2 separate regions of the Homo sapiens genome follow, and region 2 is linked to region 1. Evidence: read pairs that join two places in POLR2A ChIA-PET (ENCODE). Cell type or tissue: PC-9. All regions are shown on one strand. Links, peaks and the distances in the headings refer to the core of each region. The heading gives the core; the rest is flanking DNA.

Region 1 (17,526 bases), core at 8,241-10,740:
GAGAACAATAAATTATTTTAGTCAAGATCAGAATTGTCCACAGCATTTTCAATATCACTGACATATTCAGCACAAGGCAGCCAGCTGGGGAAAATATTCCTGCCTATAATTGGAAAGTGTAGAAAGATGGTTATGAGAGAGAATTTGAAGACCTATCATATGTGCTCTCCTTTGTCTTCACAACTTTTATTTTAAAGATTTCATAAGGACATCAGAAATAAAAATGGTCACATGTATGCATGTGATTGTGAGGAATACCAAGTGTCTGCATGTAAGAAATGCATGTATGTAAGAAATACCACATAAAGCTTCTGTCTCTGTACAGGCAGAACAGAAGCAGAAGTACTGTCTGCACAGTTCACATCTCAATGTGATTTTCACGTAAGATAGTCATTATCATCTGAATTCAGGGGAAGATGGCAATGTGAACAAAGGCATCTGGCTCCCACTTCCCACGCCCAAGCCTGACAGAAGTGATGGAGAATAAGTAAAAATGGGTCAAAATTTGCATCTGGGTTGGAAAGAAGGGTCGGTTGCCATACACAAGGCGGAAACATGAAGACATTTCAGCTTAGCACAGTATGGAAGAGCCGGGGCTAAAGAAAGACCCTAAGACCTACTATGCAACCTGGCTTCCAAGCAAAGGAATGTAGTCACAAAGTTTCAAAAGAAAGAACTGGAGGAGAACTAGAGCCCATGGAAAAATCAAGACAGGTCACAAGACAAATCAATGACCCATGCTCCATCTGGAGCCATTTAGCCCAGTGGTTCCCAAACTGCACATCAGAATCACCCAGACATCAGCAGATTTGAAGTAATGCTTCAACGTCTGTATTTTTTTAAGAGTTCGCCTGACAATTCTTCTTCTTCTCTCTCTTTTTTTAAACAGGGTCTCACTCTGTCACCCAGACTACACTGCAACCTCCACCTCCCGGGCTCAAGCAATCCTCCCACCTCAGCCTCCTGAGTAGCTAGGACTACGGGCATGCACCACCAAGCCCAGCTAATTTTGGGGGTTTCTTTTGTAGAAATAGGGTTTCACCATGTCCCCAGGCTGGTTTCAAACTCCTAGACTCAAGCCAACCACCTGCCTCAGTCTCCCAAAGTGCTGGGATTACAGGCATGAACCACCACGCCCCTAACCTCACCAGGCAATCTGATAGGCAACAAGGTATATATTAAAAAAAAATAGTATATATACTACTATTGCTACTGCTAATAATAATAATAGTAATAATAATAATAATAGTCCTTCTTTAGCCCACTGTAGATTAGTAATGGGGAAGGACTTCGAAGTAGAGGCCTCAGGACCTGAAGGTACCATCTGGCAGAGAGCCTGGGTTGACAGAAGGGGCTTGCCTCTTTCCTGCCTTGGTAGGCTGTAATGCCATAAAGAAGCCAGGCCCAAAGCCAACAGCTTCACCAATCATAGCAAAATGCTCAGAAATAAAGCACGGGGTGGTGGGCTTTCTCACAGCTGCTGCCCAAAGGACACTGGGTCACCCAACCAGCAGTAAATCCTTCATACTGAGATCTGACATAAACATACTAACATTATCCAATGAAAAGGAGGATCAAAGGGAAGGCCATCCATTTTATTATGAAGGAAATATCAGACCTAGACAGAACTTTTATCTTCCAAGGATAAGTAATCCAGAATGGGGGGGAAAAACTGCAAAATGATTCTACAAAGAAGGAGAGGGAAGGAAAGGAAAATTGTGCTCGGCAGGCAAAGAATGAGCATATTTATAAAAAAGAAAATATTGAGCAAAAGAATGGTAAAATTAGGCAGCATCTGTTTCATACGGTTCAATAAAAATTTTAAAAATAGATTCAAACAAGAGATAAAGGATTAGATAATAAAAGAACGTGACAGCAGAGAGGAAACTGGTAGAGAGAAGCAGAAATAAAAAGGGAACTAGATGAGACCCAAAGAAAAGGAAATGAAAGTGCAACAGCAGAATTTAAAGTGCATTGGAAATGGTAAAGATAGGAAATGTCAATGCAAAAATGCATATTTGTGTAAGTGCACATAGAGAACAAACTTGTTATATATTCAAAGAAGGCAGAGGAAAAAGACATGGACGATAAAAAGGAGAAAATGGGAAACCAGTGTGGACGAACAAGCAATTCCACACAGGGGTATTTGAAGAGCAAAAAACAAACTTTAAAAAAAAAAAGCAATAATCAGAGATGTAATAAAAGAAAATGTTCCTAATATATAGTTAAACCAAATTCTAAAGACCAAAAAACTCACAGGGGACCGGGCATAGTGGCTCACGCCTGTAATCCCAGCACTTTGGGAGGCCAAGACAGGTGGATCACTTGAGGTCAGGAGTTTGAGATCAGCCTGGCCAACATGGTAAAACCCCATCTCTACTAAAAATACAAAAATTAGCTGGGCATGGTGACACAAGCCTGTAATCCCAGCCACTCAGGAGGCTGAGACACAAGAATCTCTTGAACACAGGAGGCGAAGGTTGCAATGAGCCAATATCACGCCACTGCACACCAGCCTGGGTGACAGAATAAGACTCAGTCGCAAAACGACAACAACAACAACTCACAGGGTACTAGGAAAGCTCAGTGCAAAACATGAACATTTCTATCCGTCCACTACCCAGACGGAGGTTTCATGAAGAGACTTCTGTGTCACTTTCGAATTCCCAATGCCTAAAAAACATCAGACACATAATAGGTGGTCAATAAACATTTGCCGGGTACATTAATAAATGATTAATGTCTTAAATTTCATGGCTAAAGAAGCCTTCATGATACACAAGCTGAAAATCAAATTGCTTACATCGAATTTTTTATATTTTATTTATTTATTTGAGACAGTCTCGCTCTGTTGCGCAGGCTGGAGTGCAGTGGTGCGATCTTGGCTCACTGCAAGCTCTGCCTCCCATGTTCAAGCAATTCTCGTGCCTAAGACTCTCAAGTAGCTGGAACTACAGGCACACACCACCACCCCCAGCTAATTTTTGTACTTTTAGTAGAGACAGGGTTTAGCCATGTTGACCCTGGCCTCAGGTGATCCGCCCACCTAAGCCTCCCAAAGTGCAGGGATTACAGGCATGAGCCACCACACCTGGCCAGGATTTTTTTTTTAAAAGAAAGTCACACCTTCTAACTCTTCTTTCAAAGCTTCCAGTTCCCAACGTCAATAAGAAATACTTCTAGAATTCCAAGAACAAAAGTTTATGACCCAAGAATTTTATCTTCAATTGAGCTCTCATTCACATGTGAAGGCAACAAAAGACATTCTCAGATCATCATGGACTCAGAAAGTATCCCATTCCCTCCCTGAGGAGCAGGCAAATCACCACACAGAGAGAGAAATAGAGATAGAGAAATAATAGAGAACGTGGTTTGAAAAGACTGTCAGTAAGCACTGAAACTATTAAAACATGTACCCAAGGTTAAATCATCGCTACCAAGGTTTCTATAAATCAATATAAGAGTGAGCTCTTTGGAGAGATAATACATGTTAAAAATAAGAAACTGGTAATATAATGCTATACTAAACCAATAACCTAAGAGAAGAGAGAGGGGAAGAAATAAAAGGAAGTTTTAAAAATAAAAGGAATGCTAACTTATCTCATTCAGGGAAAAGTGAACAATATTTCAGTCTTAACACTGGTGAAAAAAGAAATACACACTCAAATAGAATTTGTCTTTTTTAAATGTGATCACTTGTAGAAAAGAAAACAAAATCTATACTATCTGACTCACTGGAAAAGAAAATCTGTGTAACAAAAAGAAAACAAAAGACACAGCAAAGTAGCATTAAAAAGGGAAAAAACAGTCCAGGAGCAGTGGCTCACACCTGTAATCCAAGCACTTTGAGAGGCTGACGCAGGAGGATCCCTTGAGGCCAGGAGTTCAAGACCAGCCTGGGCAATATAGTGAGACCTTGTCTTTACAAAATGAAAAAATTAAGTGATCTGCACACCTGTGGTCCCAGCTACTTGGGAGCTGAGGTGGGAGGATTGCTTGAGCCTGGAAGGTCAAGGCTGCAGTGAGCCATGGTTGCACCACTGAACTCCAGCCTGGGCAACAGAGCTAGACCATATCTCAAAAAAAAAAAAAAAAAAAGAAAAGAAAGAAAAAAAAGAAAAAAAGAGGCCAGACGTGGTGGCTCACACCTGTAGTCCCAGCTACTTGGGAGGCTAAGGCACAAGAATCGCTTAAAACCGGGAGGCCAAGGTTTCAGTGAGCCAAGATCACGCCACTGCACTCCAGCCTGGGCGACACAGCGAGATTCTGCTCATAAATAAGTAAATAAATAAATAAATAGACAGATGAAAGGAAAATCATATCACAAATAACAATGATGTAAGTTGGATAACTTATCTAATCAAAAATAAAAGTTTTCCAGAAAAGCTCTCAATACATGCTGTCTCCTAGAGTACATTTATAGTAATATTATTCAGATAGCTTTCAAGAAGGAAAAAAAGTAGACAAAGGCATATCATGCAAATGCAAGCACAAATAAATTAAGAAAACAATATTACTTTCAACATATAATTCAAGGCAAAGGTATTAAACAGGCTAAAATAAGCCATTTGTTACTAGCGAAAGAATCTATAATAAAGATATCAGTCATGAACATAAAAATCATATCAAAATGTGTGAAACAAACCAATAAGAATTTCTAAGAGGAACAGAAAATGGCAATCCATGTTAAAAATAAACAAAAACCAGAAGTCCTGAATAACCTTATTAATAAAGTTGACTTAATAACAGATCTTATTCCCCTTACAGGCAAACACTCTACCTTATTATCTAGCACCTACTGAAATTACCAAACTTGGCCAAATGGTAAGGCCCAAGAAAATGTCAATAAATCCTCCAAACATACCAAAATGTAATAAAACTAGAAAACAACAACACAGTATAAATGTTACAAAGAAAAAATCTACCACTGTATACAATGCTTGTAATTAATTATTCAAAGGGGAAATCAGAATAGTAATTATATAATGCTTTGAAAGTAAGGGTAAAGAGAACACATATTAAAACACTCATAAATAATTATTCTGTCAAACAGAAAATCAGAATAGCAATTATATCATGCCTTGAAACATGTATCAATGCCTAAAGAATTCTGCCAAAGCTCAAATCTGCAAGGGAGAAAGAAACATTAAAGACTTTTATTATCAAACAGAAACGAATGAAAATAAGCTGAATTTTGTTATGCATTCAACTCAAGAATTTAGAAACAGAACAATATAACCAATTTAACAGAAATATGGGCTGTGCACCGTGACTCAAGAATTTAGAAACAGAACAATATAACCAATTTAACAGAAATATGGGCTGTGCACCGTGACTCACACCTATAATCCCAGTACTTGGGGAGGCAGAGGCAGGCATATCAATTGAGCCCAGAAGTTCAAGACCAGCCTGGGTAACATGGCAAAACCCTGTCTCTACAAAAAATACAAAAATTTGCCAGGCATAGTGGTGCACGCCTGTAGTCCCAGCTACTTGGGAGGCTGAGGTGGGAGGATCACCTGAGCCCAGGAGGTCAAGGTTGCTGTGAGCTGTGATTGTACTACTGCACTGCAACCTGGGTGACAGAGCTGGGTGTCTCAAAAAAAAAAAAAAAAAGAAAAAAAAGAAAGAAAGAAAGAAAAAAAAAAAGAGAGAGAGAAACATGGAGAAGGAAAAATAAAAACAAGAGGAGAAATTAGTGAGTTAGAAAAAGAAAAACAATTTTAAAACCCAAGAGTTCATCCCTCGGGGAAAAAAAATAGTAATAAAACACGCAACCCAAACCAATCAACCTCTAAAAAGAGAAAGAACCAAACTTAGGAGTCAGAATAACCTGGGATTATATAACCTATGACCCCAGAGGAGATGTAAGCAAATATTCCATATGCCATTCTGCCAATATGTGTAGTATATCAACCAAATATACATTTTTTAGAAAAATATAAAAATTGACTCAAGAAAATGTCAGAAACATAAACAGACCCAAAATCATGGAAGAAATTGACAAAGTTCTTAAAGAATCATCTCCTGAAAGGGGTGAAACTTCAACAATCTTTTGAGAAAGTTTTCAACTTTAAAAGAAGGGAATAATTCAAACATGATATAAAGTATTCCAGAGGGAAAAACAATGGAAAACTTCCCAATTCATTTTAAGGAAAATAGCATAACTCCAATAATGAAATCAGACAACAGAATGTCCAGGATCTAGAGGAAAAAAATGACAAGTCTTTATAACAGTGCATAAATAAACAGAAGACCTGAGTAGACACTGAGTAAATGTGGAAACATACCTTGCTCCCAGTTAGGATGGCTCAACATAAATCCTAATTCTCTCTAGATTAACTTGCAAATATAATCCAATTCCCTTTAGTCCAGAGACATTAAATAACTCAGCCATGATCAGCCAACTCTTCAATACAGAGTTAAGATGCAAAACCGGATCTGCCTGACTCCAAAGACCATGTTTTTCCCAAGGGAAAGGAACTTGAACAGGTAATTGGATATTAGTAAAAACAGCTGACGCCAAACAGCAACCTGTCATCCTCACTGAACAGTGGCAGGTGAGTGATGATCTTTTAAAGACATTTCCCTATAGTAGTTTACTAATAATTTTGTAAGACTTCTCTGATTAGTTACCATATTAATTTTATAATATCTTTGCCTGCATATTATTTACTTGCAAAGAATTAATTTTGTTTTATTTATATACAAATGTCAAGAGACCTAATTTGTATAATCTCATAGTTGGTTTTATATTGTTAAGATTGGCAGACTTTTTCAACTATTTCTGCTGAACTATTCCCAGCTACTCGGGTTAAGGTACAGTTTCAGTGGGATAGCAAACAGCTAATTAAGAACTTTCTCAACTCCCCCAAAATAATAAATGACATCGGCCAGCTGTGGTGGTTCACGCCTATAATCCCAGCACTTTGGGAGGCTGAGATGGGCAGATCACTTGAGGTCAGGAGTTTAAGACCAGCCTGGCCAATAAGGTGAAACTCAGTCTCTACTAAAAATACAAAAAATAGCCAGGCACGGTCGTGGATGCCTGTAATCCCAGCTACTCAGAAGGCTGAGGCAGGAGAATTGCTTGAACCTAGGAAGCAAAGATTGCAGTGAGCTGAGATCGCACCACTGCACTCCAGCCTGGGCGACAGGGCAAGACTCCATCTCAAAAAATAAATAAATGACATCAATTACTTGTCAAGGTTTGTCTACCGGGTTTTTTGTTTGTTTTCTGAGACAGGGTCTTGCCCCGTCACCCAGGTTGGAGTGCAGTGGCATGATCATAGCTCACTGCAGCCTTGAACAAGTGATCCTCTCGCCTCAGCCACCCGAGTAACTGGGACTATAGGCATGCACCATCACACCAAGCTAAATTTTCTTTCTTTTTTTTTTTTGTAGAGATGGGGCCTCACTGTGTTGCTCAGGTTGACCTCAAACTCCTGGCCTCAAGCAATCCTCCTCAGCCTCCCAAAGTGCAGGGATTACAGACATGAGTCACCGTGCCCCACCTGTCTACAAGGTATTTAATTAGTCCTCATACCCATAACCAGAGCTTTTTTTTTTTAACTTACTGTAATTGTCACAATGTTGTTAAAAACCCACATGACAATTATGTAAAATGAGGTTTATTTCTACTTCTTAAAGCTCCTTCATTCCACTCCTTTTTTCAGCTAACACCTACCCTCCTGCACCCTAGGGGTGCCCCTGCTTCCACTTCCCCACTCTCAACTTGATCTCTTTAAAGCTGCTGGGTCAGCCTCCCTGGCACCTCCTCTTTCACACGCAAGAGCAAGAAATGGCTTTTTGGTTTTTTTGGGTTTTTTTTGAGACAGAGTCTTGCCCTGTTGCCCAGGCAGGAGTGCAGTGGTGCAATCTCGGTTCACTCACTGCAACTTCTGCCCCCTGGGTTCAAGTGATTCTTGTGCCTCAGCCTCCCGAGTTGCTGGGACTACAGGTGTGTGCCACCACACCCAGCTAAGTTTTTCTATTTTCAGTAGAGATAAGGTTTTGCCATGTTGGCCAGGCTGGTCTGGAACTCCTGACCTCAAGTGATCTGCCCACTTCAGCCTCCCAAAGTGCTGGGATTATAGGCGTGAGCCACCACACCTGGCCAGAAATGACTTTTGAGTTTACTACCAAAGATAAGCCACATGGCTACCCTCTGTTGCCTTGGATATTTGAGAGTGGACTGATCATCATTTAAAAGGCATTCCTTTTAAATGCCTTTTTATTACTTTCCACCTCTCCCGGAGGGCTCAGCTGAGAAAAAATACCCCAGAGCCCATTCAGCCTGGTACCAAGAGGATACGGATCTCTTGACCTGCTCTAGTTCTGTGGCTGGAGCAACTACATCTGAGTATAAATCTCAGACAGCAAATAGGAGCTCTCCAGCCCAGCTGATTCTGCAGCATACTTCCCCACATTCTGTGCTTAGCATTTTCTAGGAGGAAATGAGACTTCACCTCCACCTACCAGCTGTCTGGAAACCGATGACGGCTGGCATCGAGCGCCTGGGAGGTGCTGTGGAGATGTTCACGGTGTAGTTGGTGCCTGGGTACAGGGCTAGGCACACTTCTGGGGTCCTGCTGTCTGTGGTCAAGTTGACTGTCTCCTCACGAACTGATTCCATAGGGTCCAACCGTTGTCCTTTTATGGATATCTTTGAGAGGAAAAGACAAGAGAACCCACTCTGACTCCAGTCAAAACAATCCAGGATTTGTGGTGCTGGAGCCCATTCTCCTACTATTCTATTTTATACTGTGCTGCTCAGCCAGGGAGCATTCGTAAGGTAAACCTGGTCTGCTGATAAAGTCTGATCAGCCCAGTGAATATTAAACCCCTAGAGGAGACATAAATGAGAAATCTCCCTAGGAAGTGCTCTCCTGCACACAAATGATCAAATGGAGACAATTGCAACCTGAGGACCATTGGCTGCACTCTGTCACCAAGTCAGCAGACGCTCCCGGGCTTGCTCTGGGGGAGTGAAATACAAGTGCTTGGAAACAAGCAATCGTGAGGATGCCAAATATAAATGCATCCCCCACACATGCACCCTGCTGAATGACAAATATGTTAAACACAAAATGCAAAATAACGAAATCATCCAGATATCTTCAAAAATTCCATCCACTCTTTTTAAATGACAATGGGATCAGAAAGCAATTAGATTGAGGCCAGGCGCGGTGGCTCATGCCTATAATCCCAGCACTCTGGGAGGCCGAGGTAGGTGGATTATCTGAGGTCAGAAGTTCAAGACCAGCCTGGCCAACGTGGTGAAACCCCATCTCTACTGAAAATACAAAAAATTAGCCAAGCATGGTAGTGCACACCTCTAATCCCAGCTACTCAGGAGGCTGAGGCAGGAGAATCGCTTGAACCCGGGAGGCTGAGGTTGCAGTGAGCCAAGATCCCACCACTGCACTCCAGCCTGGGCAACAGAGTGAGACTGTCTCACAAAAAAAATAAAAGAAAAAAAGAAAAAAAAACAGCAATTAGATTGAGAAGCTCTCACGGAAGCAAGTCCCTCTGACTCATATTCCCATGGGTGACGTGTCTGTCCTAGCAGGAAAAAGTAGATCACTTTACTTACCACATATGAGATCTTGGGGTTTATTCTTCTTGAGTTTATTTGCCATCTCACACAGGTATCATTAAACAGTGATACATCATTAATCTTTGTCAGAATTTCTAAAAGAGAAAAAGGCAGTCAACTCACAAAATGCATCAATGGGCTTTAGCAAAATTCTAAAGGAGATCAGTCTCTCTGCATAGCTGGTATCTCTGCTGGTCACCATTCATCCTCAGAGGCAGACACTGAGTCAGGCAATGCAAGCTCTCCCAAGCCAATCACCCAACTTCTCTTCATCATGAATGAGCGTGGCCCATTACCTGACTTAGAGGGAAAGGAAAGATTCCAGCTTGGATATAGGTCAGAATTCTAACCTGTGATTCACCTGACAGGCCACTGGATGCCACTGGCATTCCACTCTGGTAGAATGGAATGAGGCCCAGAGCTGGGTCCTCAGTGAGACCTTCCCTGCAACTGCACAGGTAAGACCTACTTCCACCTTTCTCTTCCCAGCAGAATGATGGGAAACTCCTTCAAGTCACTGCTATCCCCAGGGGGAAAATGACATGTCTCACCACACAGGACCATGCCTCAGAAACAGGTTGGGGCAAACTAAAGAAATTCTCCACAAGGTTCCTAGGTACTTCTGGGACTCCTGTAACTGAAGCTATTTAATCCTGGTCTATCAGGATGCCACTGATTCCTCTGGGTTGTTCTGCTTCTTTTAAATATTCTGCATATATTCCAGCTAATGAATTCAGCAATGTGGGAAACCATATGAAGGCCTTGGTTCCCTGAGGTAACATAGTTTTCAGCATTCCCAGTCAACCCGCAAGTGGTTGTGCAGACAGGAAGAACGAAAGGGGATCTAGCTTTTTATTTCTTTGAAATCAAATTCCCAGCCGAGTGCAGTGGCTCACACCTGTAATCTCAGCACTTTGGGAGGCCAAGGTTGGCGGATTACCTGAGCTCAGAAGTTTGAGACCAGCCTGGCCAACATAGTGAAACCCCATCTCTACTAAAAATACAAAACTTAGCGGTGCACGGTGGCACATGCCTGTAATCTCAACTACCTGGGAGGCTGAGGCAGGAGAATCACTTGAACCTGGGAGGCAGAGGTTGCAGTGAGCTGAGATTGCACCACTGCACTCCAGCCTGGGTGACGGAGCAAAACTCCATCTCAAAAGTAATAAAATAAAATAAAATAAACTTCCTACAGACAAGTAAAACTATCTCTACTTGCAAATGATACAATCTTATATACTTCTATATATAAAACTCTAAGGAATCCACACCAAAACAAGTATTACAGCTGAGAAAGGAGGTCAGTGAGGTTGCGGGATACAAGGTCAATGTACAAAAATCTATTGTATTTCTATATACTAGCAATGAGCAGTCCAAAGATGAAATTAAGAAAACAATTTCATTTACAATACTATCAAAAACAAACAGGCCTGGTGCAATAGCTCACGCCTGTAATCACAGCACTTTGGGAGGCCAAGGCAGGTTGGTCACCTGAAGTCAGGAGTTCAAGACCAGCCTGGCTAACATGGCAAAACCCCGTCTCTACTAAAAATACAAAAATTAGCTGGGCATGGTGGTGCATGCCTGTAGTCCCAGCTACTTGGGAGGCTGAGGCAGGAGAATCACTTGAACCTGGGAGGCAGAGGTGGCAGTGAGCCAAGATCCTGCCACTGCACTCCAGCCTGGGTGACAGAGTGAGACTCCATCTCAAAAACAAAAACAAAAACAAACAAACAAAATTCCTGCAGACAGAAGCTATCATATAATTATTCCCAGAGAAAGTTGTCCTCATGTCACCAAAAAGGGATATTCCACAGCCCCAGCTCAAGCTTTCCCATTGAAGCAGACACCTCTTAAGAACTCCTCAGCCTCTCTCAGCTTCCCCTGCTCCTTGTCCCATCCCTGGATGGGTTTTGACAACATGACCAGGTCTTGCCTCCTATTCTGGGACTTCCCTGCTGCAGCACCCACACCCCAGCACATGCCATCTGGAAGTGCAGGGGAGTTAAAATCCTGTGGGGACAGGAGCTGGTAGAGAAATCCTTCCTCCTTTCTTTCCTCTGAAGGGCTGTCCAACAAAGACTTAGTTTCTTCAGCGTCTAAGGACACTGTCACACAGATGTGGTAATGCCCACCCTCTGTGGAGACCAGTACAATCAGGCATCATACGCTGACTCTCCTTCTTTCCCTGTTTTACTGCCCTTGTTTCCCACTCCTGGTGCCTGGGATTTGATTCTCTACTGCATAATAAATATAAACCCAGTGAAAGGCTCCCATCTAAGAAGAGTGAGAAAGCTATTTCTCCATGTCAGAAAATGACTCTCCACAACTCAGCTCCCGTTTCTCCCTTCTAGTAAATCTCTTCGCAGTCTCCAAGTGCAAAAGGAAGCCTGCACCTTAGGTACCTGTAGGGCCAATCCTATTCTCCTGTACTCAGAACCAATGCTAGCTTTGGATTGACCCAGATCTACTGACCTCTCTGCCCAAAGAAGAGTTTATATCTTTACTAAATCATCCCTTCAGCAGCAATGCCTAGATTCTGTGTCCCACATGACCTGGTCTTGGGTAAGCCCAAGTTATCTATTAGCAAGTGAAAATCAATGGAGGCAGAGAGGGAAAAATAGGCAAACTCCTGCCGAGATACCAGAAAGGCCACCTATGGCTGTCTGCAGCATTCCTGGATCTCTATATCAGTATTTCTCCCTAGAACACACACAATTTGAAATCAAAGAAATACTCCAATTGTGGGCCAAGTGGGTGCGGTGGCTCACGCCTGTAATCCTAGCACTTTGCGGGGCTGAGATGGGCATATCACTTGAGGTCAGGAGTTTGAGACCAGCCTGGGCAACATGGTGAAACCGCATCTCTACTAAAAATACAAAAAAATTAGCCAAGCGTGGTGGTACATACCTATAATTCCAGCTACTTGGGAGACTGAGGCACGAGAACTGCTTGAACCTGGGAGGCAGAGGTTGCAGTGAGCCAAGATTGTGCCACTGCACTGCAGCCTGGGCGGCAGAATGAGACTCCATTGCAAAAAAAAAAAAAAAGAAAAAAAAAAGAAAAGAAATACTCCAATTATGAGCATGGGTACCCTAAGAGACACAATGACCTTCAGTTCGCCCCCTTGGGTAGCATAAAGATGATGTTGGTACCAGTCTTTTATCAGCCTGAACAAGCCCCAGATATTTCTGGCCTCTACCCTCTTTGCTGCCCTTCAAAGCCCCAGAGCTCTTGGCATCTCTGCTCACTTACACATCCCTTTGATGCTAACTCACCACCTGGTCCAGAAAGAAAAGGCACCAGCCCAGCCCTCATCTTCTCTCTGAGTTGCCAGCAAAGCGAATTTCCTTTTTACTCTCAGTTCCTTTGTCATCGAAGCAGAGATTAGAAAGGAGTTTTCTTTCTTGTCCTTCCTTCTTGCTCATTCACTATGACAACTGTAAATGGCATCTCAAAGATGCCATCTGCCTCCAGCCTGTGCCATGCTCTCTGCACAGATGGGACCCAGATCCAATTATAGGGGTGTCAGATATTTCATCCCAGGGAGCAGTTTAACAAAGTTTGGTTGCTTTTCCCTCCAGGTGCCTACAAATTAGTTGGAAAGACTCCTTTATAAAAGAATCAGATATTCAACATCTACATTAATGCTGCCCTTTTAATGGAGACTATATGCCCTCATTCCAATAGTGCTGATAACTGAAAACATTTCTGGAAGTCCTCTTTGGAGCTGTCCCAGGGCTCTTTCATTCCCTGCTCACTACTAACTGAATGGCTATCAAATGCCAAGCATCCTGCCATGCCAGGCACTGGGCTGTGACGATGTTATCTGCTGACTATGTAGGGAAAAAGTACTCTTGAAAGTCATAGATCTGTGAATGTTAGTTGAAGGTATGGGTGCAGGTGAGATATGCAGGTAGGACAGAGACAGTGAATGGCCCAATGGCAGAACACTGGGAAACACTGAAACCCAGGGGGGAACCAGAGGAAAAAGGCAATGCAGAAGAGAGGCAGGAGGCTGGTAGAGTGACTGATGTCTAGGAAGGAAAGGAAGGACTTGAAAGAGTGTCTCTCAGCCTTCCAAGGCCAGGCACAGTGGCTGACACCTGTAATCTCAGCACTTTGAGAGGCCGAGGCAGACGGATTACTTGAGGCCAGGAGTTCAAGACCAGCCTGGCCAACATGGCAAAAACATGTCTCTACTAAAAATAGAGAAATTAGCCAGGTGTGGTGGTGCACACCTGTAATCCCAGCTACTCAAGAGGCCGAGGCACGAGAATCACTTGAACTTGGGAGGCGGAGGTTGCAGTGAGCTGAGATCGTGCCACTGCACTCCAGCCTGGGTGATACAACAAGACTCTGTCCCTAAAAAATAAAAATAAATTCTTTTAAGAAAATTATCAGCCTTCTTTCCCACCAGTCTCCCACAGCCTCCTCATCCCCTAGCCAAGAAGGGCCTGGAGCAGGTCAAGGCAGAGGGTGCAAACTCCATCTCCCTCTCTCCTCTCACATGGCTTTTCTCCCCTCATGGAGTGCCCACGGCATCAGGATTAGATCTGTGGTTTGACTTTGGGTAGAGGTGGGAAGAGCAGGCCCTCAGCCTGCCCAGTTGTAGAACACAGAGGCCTCTCTGGCTTAAAAGAAGGAGGCCCCCACAGTGTCCAGCTGAAGTCTCACTGGATTTGGGGAGAGAAAGTCTCAGTGAGTGATAAAGTAAGAGCCTTTGTTTTGCTTTACTCTATGTGTGTGTGTGTACACACAGGTACATATATATGTTATGTATATATAGATATAGATGTACATAATGTTATGTATTTTGGTATTTTGTTAGCATCTAGTATTTCTGTATGTGGTACTTAACACACTTGTAACTAAATACGTAAGTCATTATATAATGACCACCTCTCCTGAATGTAACTTTACGATGGCAAAGACCATGTTTCTCTCTCTATCCTCAGGCCCTAGCACAGTGCCTTAAATATAGATACTAAAAACTATGTATTATTTGGTTGAACTGGTTGAATGGATGGATAAAGGATCAACAATGCTAAATGTTGTGGAAAGGTTGAGAAGAATGACAGCTGAAACTGGAACATGAAATTGGCAGTTAGGTAGTCATCAGTCACCTTGGTGAGATGCTACAGTGAAGTGGGGGTGTTCGATGCCTGGTTTCCCCCCAGTAGGCTGAGAAGAGCATAGGAGGGGAGGGAATAAGACAGTGAGCCCAGACTACTCTTTCAGAAGTCCCACTGTGCAAGGACAGGGGCTGGTCTAGTGTACTCCCTTGGTTTCCAATTTTATATCCTTTTTCTTTATTTTTGGAAACAGCAAAAGGTCATAGAGAATAAATCCAGGTGACCCAAACAGATGGTCAAGCAAGCTCAGCATCATTTCTAGTCAAAACAGCATCTGATTTCAAAAGGAATGTAACTGATCTTCTAATACGGCTCATAAACTACCTCCAAAGGACATTATCAAATAGGATTCCAAGGCAAACACATGATGATAATGGCAGCACCACAGAAATCAGGGTATGGCTTCCCACAGTGCCTACTTGAATAAATGTATGTTTGGCTATAAAAGTTTTCATGTGTTTCCTTTCTTTCTTTGAAGTCTTAGATTCACATAAAATAAGTAGGAGTAGCATGGCTTAGAGTACGTTAGTGTAAAATATATTGCACACTTTGGGATGATTTTTGGTGGCACGCGAATACTTTTTTTCTTTTTTGGAGACGGAGTCTTGCGCTGTAGCCCAGGATGGAGTGCAGTGGCATGTTCTCAGCTGACTGCAACCTCCGCCTCCTGAGTTCAAGTGATCCTCCAGCCTCAGCCTCCCGAGTAGCTGGGACTACAGACGCGTGCCACCACACCCAGCTAATTTTTGTATCTTTAGTAGAGACGGGGTTTCACCATGTTGGCCAGGCTGGTCTCAAATTCCTGACCTCAGGTGATCCACCCTTCTCGGCCTCCCAAAGTGCTGGGATTACAGGCGTGAGCCACCGCGCCCAGCCAGGAATACATTTTTATCTGTTCGTTATGTATCAGTTTTTGTGTATATCAGAAAAATACACCTACTTCATCAAACTCATGAGATCACATATATTGTCCTTAATAAATTTGAATTATAAATTTAAGGTTAGGTTGTTTAAGGAAACACTCTAAGTAAATAATACTCTTATTATGGCAAACATTGTGTCAGGGTGGTATACAAATAATTCAAGCTTGGAAGACACTGATGTAGGAGAAAGAATGTGGTCTTTCTGGGCTTACAGGCCTCAGTTCAAATCCTGGCTCTACCATTTGCTAATTATTGAGTGACCATGTAAAAGTCACTTAACCTTTATGAGTCTCAGATTACTTATCTATGAAATGAAAATAACAAAGCTTACTTCAAAAGGGTTTTAAGAGGATGAAATGAAATCGAGCATTAAGGTCCCTAGCTGAGCCCTGGGTGTGTACGTTCATGCTCAGCCAGCAGTAGCTATAATGCTTGATGGTCCAAACCTCATTCACATATTCCAATACATCCGGCCATGTGGCTATTTATGTAAATGTATCCATTTATTCCGGCTGACCTTTCTGTTCCATCTGAAATGTGTGTGGCTGCAACTGAGCACCCAGTGGGCTGGAGAAGAGGGTCACCAGCCAAACAGAAGGGACAGAGGCCAACAGGAGTCCTGGAGGCATCAGAGCAGTGCCCAGAGCAGTTTAGAGGCACAGAAAGGATCCTAGCGATAAACAGCCTCTGTTCCAGCAGAGATGTTACCCTTCTGAGAGCGTGGAGTGAGTGAGCGTCAGCCTTATAATCATTAACTCAGATTCTAAACATGAAAAGCCAAATGGCCTGTGCAGAATGGAAGCCAGGGAAAGTCTTATCAAGAATGAATCAGTCTCTTTGATCTTGAGGTAAACCGACTCATTAACATCAAGCTTCCACCTGGGGTTTTTCCAGACACGAAAGTGATTGCCTAATTCCCAGCTGTCTGGAGTTTCCAGTCCAAACTGGCCTGGCGGGGAAGGAGGGGGCAGGAAAAAATAAGTCCCACCAGCTTGATAGAGCTCACACCCCATTAAAAGCACATACGATTTGTGCTACTAATCCCAAAGACTAGTGGCTTCCTTACAAACAACCCAGGTAAAGATAAATTATTCTACCCAGTTTGGAACTAAACAGGAAGATGAACAGTGAAAACAGGACAGAGGTAGGAGGCATTCAGAGAGAAGCAGAAAAGTAGAAAAAGATGAGAGGGGAAGCCAAACGTGAACACGAAGACAGGGAAATATAAAATACACAGAGGCAGGAGGATGGCTTGAGGCTAGCAGTTTGAGACCGGCCTGGGCAACATAGTGAGACACCCGTCTCTACAAAAAACATTTTTAAAATTTAGCCATGCGTGGTGGGTCATGTCTGTAGTCCCAGCTGCTTGGGAGGCTGAGGCAGAAGGATCGCTTGAGCCCAGGAGTTGGAGGCTGTGGTGAGCTGTGATCACTGCACTTCAACCTGGGTGACAGAGTGAGACTCCATCTCCAACAACAACAACAAAATACACAGAGACAGTTGGGATGAGGGGAGTGAAGAAATAGGTAACAAGTGAAAAACAGGGAAAAGAAAAAAGAAGAGGGGTAGCTGAGCAAGAGCCATGGTAATCAGCAGCTCTCACTACATTACCAGAAGCCTCTCCTACCTACCCACCCAGAGATCATCTGCACTGTACCATGAATTAATCAGCATGTAAATCATCCCCTTTATCTGCGGAAATTGAATTTAGCTGCCAATCCTGATTGAGGGCATAAAGGCCTCCTCACAGAAAGATCACAGCTCTCAGGGAGAATGCCTTTTCTTTTCTTAAATCAAAGCTTGCATAAACCCATGGAAACAGCTGCAGCTGGAGCCACAGACTTTGTGAAAGGTAGCAGGCTGAGGATGG
Region 2 (2,500 bases), core at 1-2,500, 180 kb after region 1:
TTTTGCAATGGTTTTTTAGCTCATCAGCTATCATTAATGTTAGCGTATTTTATGTGTGGCCCAAGAGAATTCTTCCAATGTGGGTCAGGGAAGCTAAAAGATTGGACGCCCCTGAATTCGATGAAATAATTTAAAGCTGACATGGAAAAAGACATGCCCACATTAAGCTAAGAGAATTTTTTAAAACAACACCTAAACAGAATTTTAGTGTTAGGTGACAGAATCAGATGTTAACTTTTTAATAACAACACCTAAATAGAATGACTGTTAAGTCCTAGTTTGCCTGAGGCTGTCACAATTTCGTACCATTGTTCTAGTATCCTGTATGCTTTAACGCTTTCATTTTTAAAAAGAATTATTATTAATAGTTACATTAAAATAAGCTAGAATGAGCTTGGTAGATCCAGTTCTTTTCATTCTGTCTCTATACTTGTTCACTTTCCCGAACATCTATGTTCCCATGGTCCCAAACACCATATAAGCTCCTGGTCTGGAAAAGGAGGTCCATTCATCCCCACCTCCCTACAACTCCAAAAACATCTGGATAAAGAAACCCTCCCTTCTCTGAAACTCTCCATGTCCATGGCTTCAGTTGTCAACTGTGTATGATACTATCAAATTTCTTTCATGATGTTGAGACCAGGGACCCACTGCCTATCTGTCATTTCCATTTGGATGTTCCAAAGGAAACTCAAACTCAATATATACAAATCTGAACCTGTGTCGTCCAACTCTGTTCTTCCTACATTCGAATAGAAATGAATGGCACAACCATTCATTACCATTCATCTACCCAATTATCTAAGTCCAAGTTCAAAACCTGGAAATCAATGGTGATATCCCTTATTCAAACATTCAATTAATCATCAATTACTATCAATTTTATCTTCTATAAGTTATTCAATTTTCTTCATCACACTACCACTGCCACAGTGCCAGTTACCATCCTTTATTAGGATTACAGCAATAATCCAAATAAAGGATAATAATAATAATAATAAATCCTCTTCACTGCTCACTCTCTTTCCAGTACTGCACTCCTTCAATTCACTTTACGGCCACTAAATTTCAAGAACATTTATTTTAAAATCACGTGGTACCTTATGGTACGTAAATTACTTCAATTTTTAAAACGTATCGTCTTATACTTTAATACTTCTATTCAAGTCCATCATCACTCAAGTTTTGTTTTTTGTTTTTGAGATGGAGTCTCGCTCTGTCCCCCAGGCTGAAGTGCAATGGCACGTTTCGGCTCCCTGCCACCTCCGCTTCCCAGGTTCAAGCAATTCTCCCTGCCTCAGCCTCCCAAGTAGCTGGGATTACAGGTTCCCGCCATCACACCCAGCTAATTTTTGTATTTTTAGTAGAGACGGGGTTTCGCCATGTTGGCCAGGCTGGTCTTGAACTCCTGACCTCAGGTGATCAGCCAGCCTCGGCCTCCCAAAGTGCTGGGGATTACAGGCATGAGCCACCACACCTGACTTCAACCCAAGTTTTAGATCTAGCTCTTTTACTCAATAGTTCTGGGTCACCAATTTATTGACAGTATTTTTATCAAAATTATGTAACACAAAGAACATCAATCAAAAAACTGAATCATCAAATTAGATCCAAATGAATCCTTAAAATTTGAGAGGTATAACTAGTGATTTCACCTATGTAAACAGTATATAGTACTTTACCGAAACAAATTTTAGCTTTTGTTATGAACAGTGGCACTTCAACATGATATAAGCAAAATAAGAGCATTGTAAAAAAACAATTTGAAACCCACAGAAATCAAATATTAAAAAAAAAAAAAAAACTCACCATACACACCTGTAGAAGGAGTAGAACTATTCATGGTAAAAGGTCCGTTAATGATGCCAGAAGAAAGAAGCTCATCAGATCCCCGCTGAAAAGCAAAACCAATGTTTGGTTAATAAACCAAGTTTTAGATAATGGTCCATATTTACTAAAAGTATTAAAAGCTAATAATATTACTTCATCTTTGTATGAAGACATTAAAGGGGGAACTCCTCAAGAATCACAAAATCAAATGAACTGCATAGCAAGAAAAAATTACTGCAAATCCACAACTATATAAACACAACTGCCACCACAGAAATGGGGACATAATCTTTAAATTCTTTCTAACCAAACGCAGGTTTCCAAAACATAACATCTGAAAGTGCCAAACCATATTTAGGGGGTTGCATTATGACATTGTTTTTGTAGCATATATTTGTATGCAAATAGTTTGTACAGTCCTCCCTAAGAATCCTGACTTTTCAATACCAACGTATTTTTTTAAGTAGAAAATATACTTCATTTCCATACTGGCCAAATTCTTTATAATCAATAACTTTTTATCCATTAATCCTCCAAATGATCTTTAATGCAGACTATTTCTTAAACAATTGTTTAAGTAATTTACTCTTTTTTTCAGGTAAGAGTTTTGATCAACTTCCAAATCTGAACTGGCAACACTAAAAAGTAACTCAGAGAAGTCTTTTCATTG

What was found. ChIA-PET counts read pairs that join two places held together with the same protein. Peaks named below come from ENCODE experiments on the same cell type or tissue, not always from the same donor. Only the 100,000 strongest peaks of a DNase experiment are listed, where the experiment ranks them.
Region 2: POLR2A ChIA-PET joins it to region 1 with 7 read pairs; 2 of 35 experiments call an interaction of 5 or more read pairs at or near these places.

The regions. Positions count from the first base shown.
Region 1 is chr9:112,103,176-112,120,701 of GRCh38, forward strand. SUSD1 (sushi domain containing 1) reads right to left here. Exons shown (of 17, transcript NM_022486.5): 7 at 9,596-9,693; 8 at 8,479-8,665. Among named protein-coding and RNA genes, the nearest start is that of SUSD1, 63 kb to the right of the region's middle. RefSeq lists an enhancer at 17,319-17,526. In PC-9, for the core only: CTCF peaks have their summits at 9,963 and 10,162; DNase peaks (open chromatin) are centred at 9,566 and 9,966; H3K27ac peaks cover 2,500 bases.
Region 2 is chr9:112,296,023-112,298,522 of GRCh38, forward strand. PTBP3 (polypyrimidine tract binding protein 3) reads right to left here. Exons shown (of 14, transcript NM_001163788.4): 2 at 1,810-1,894. The coding sequence starts at 1,843. Among named protein-coding and RNA genes, the nearest start is that of PTBP3, 36 kb to the right of the region's middle. In PC-9, for the core only: no CTCF peak of the experiment used is centred there; no DNase peak of the experiment used is centred there.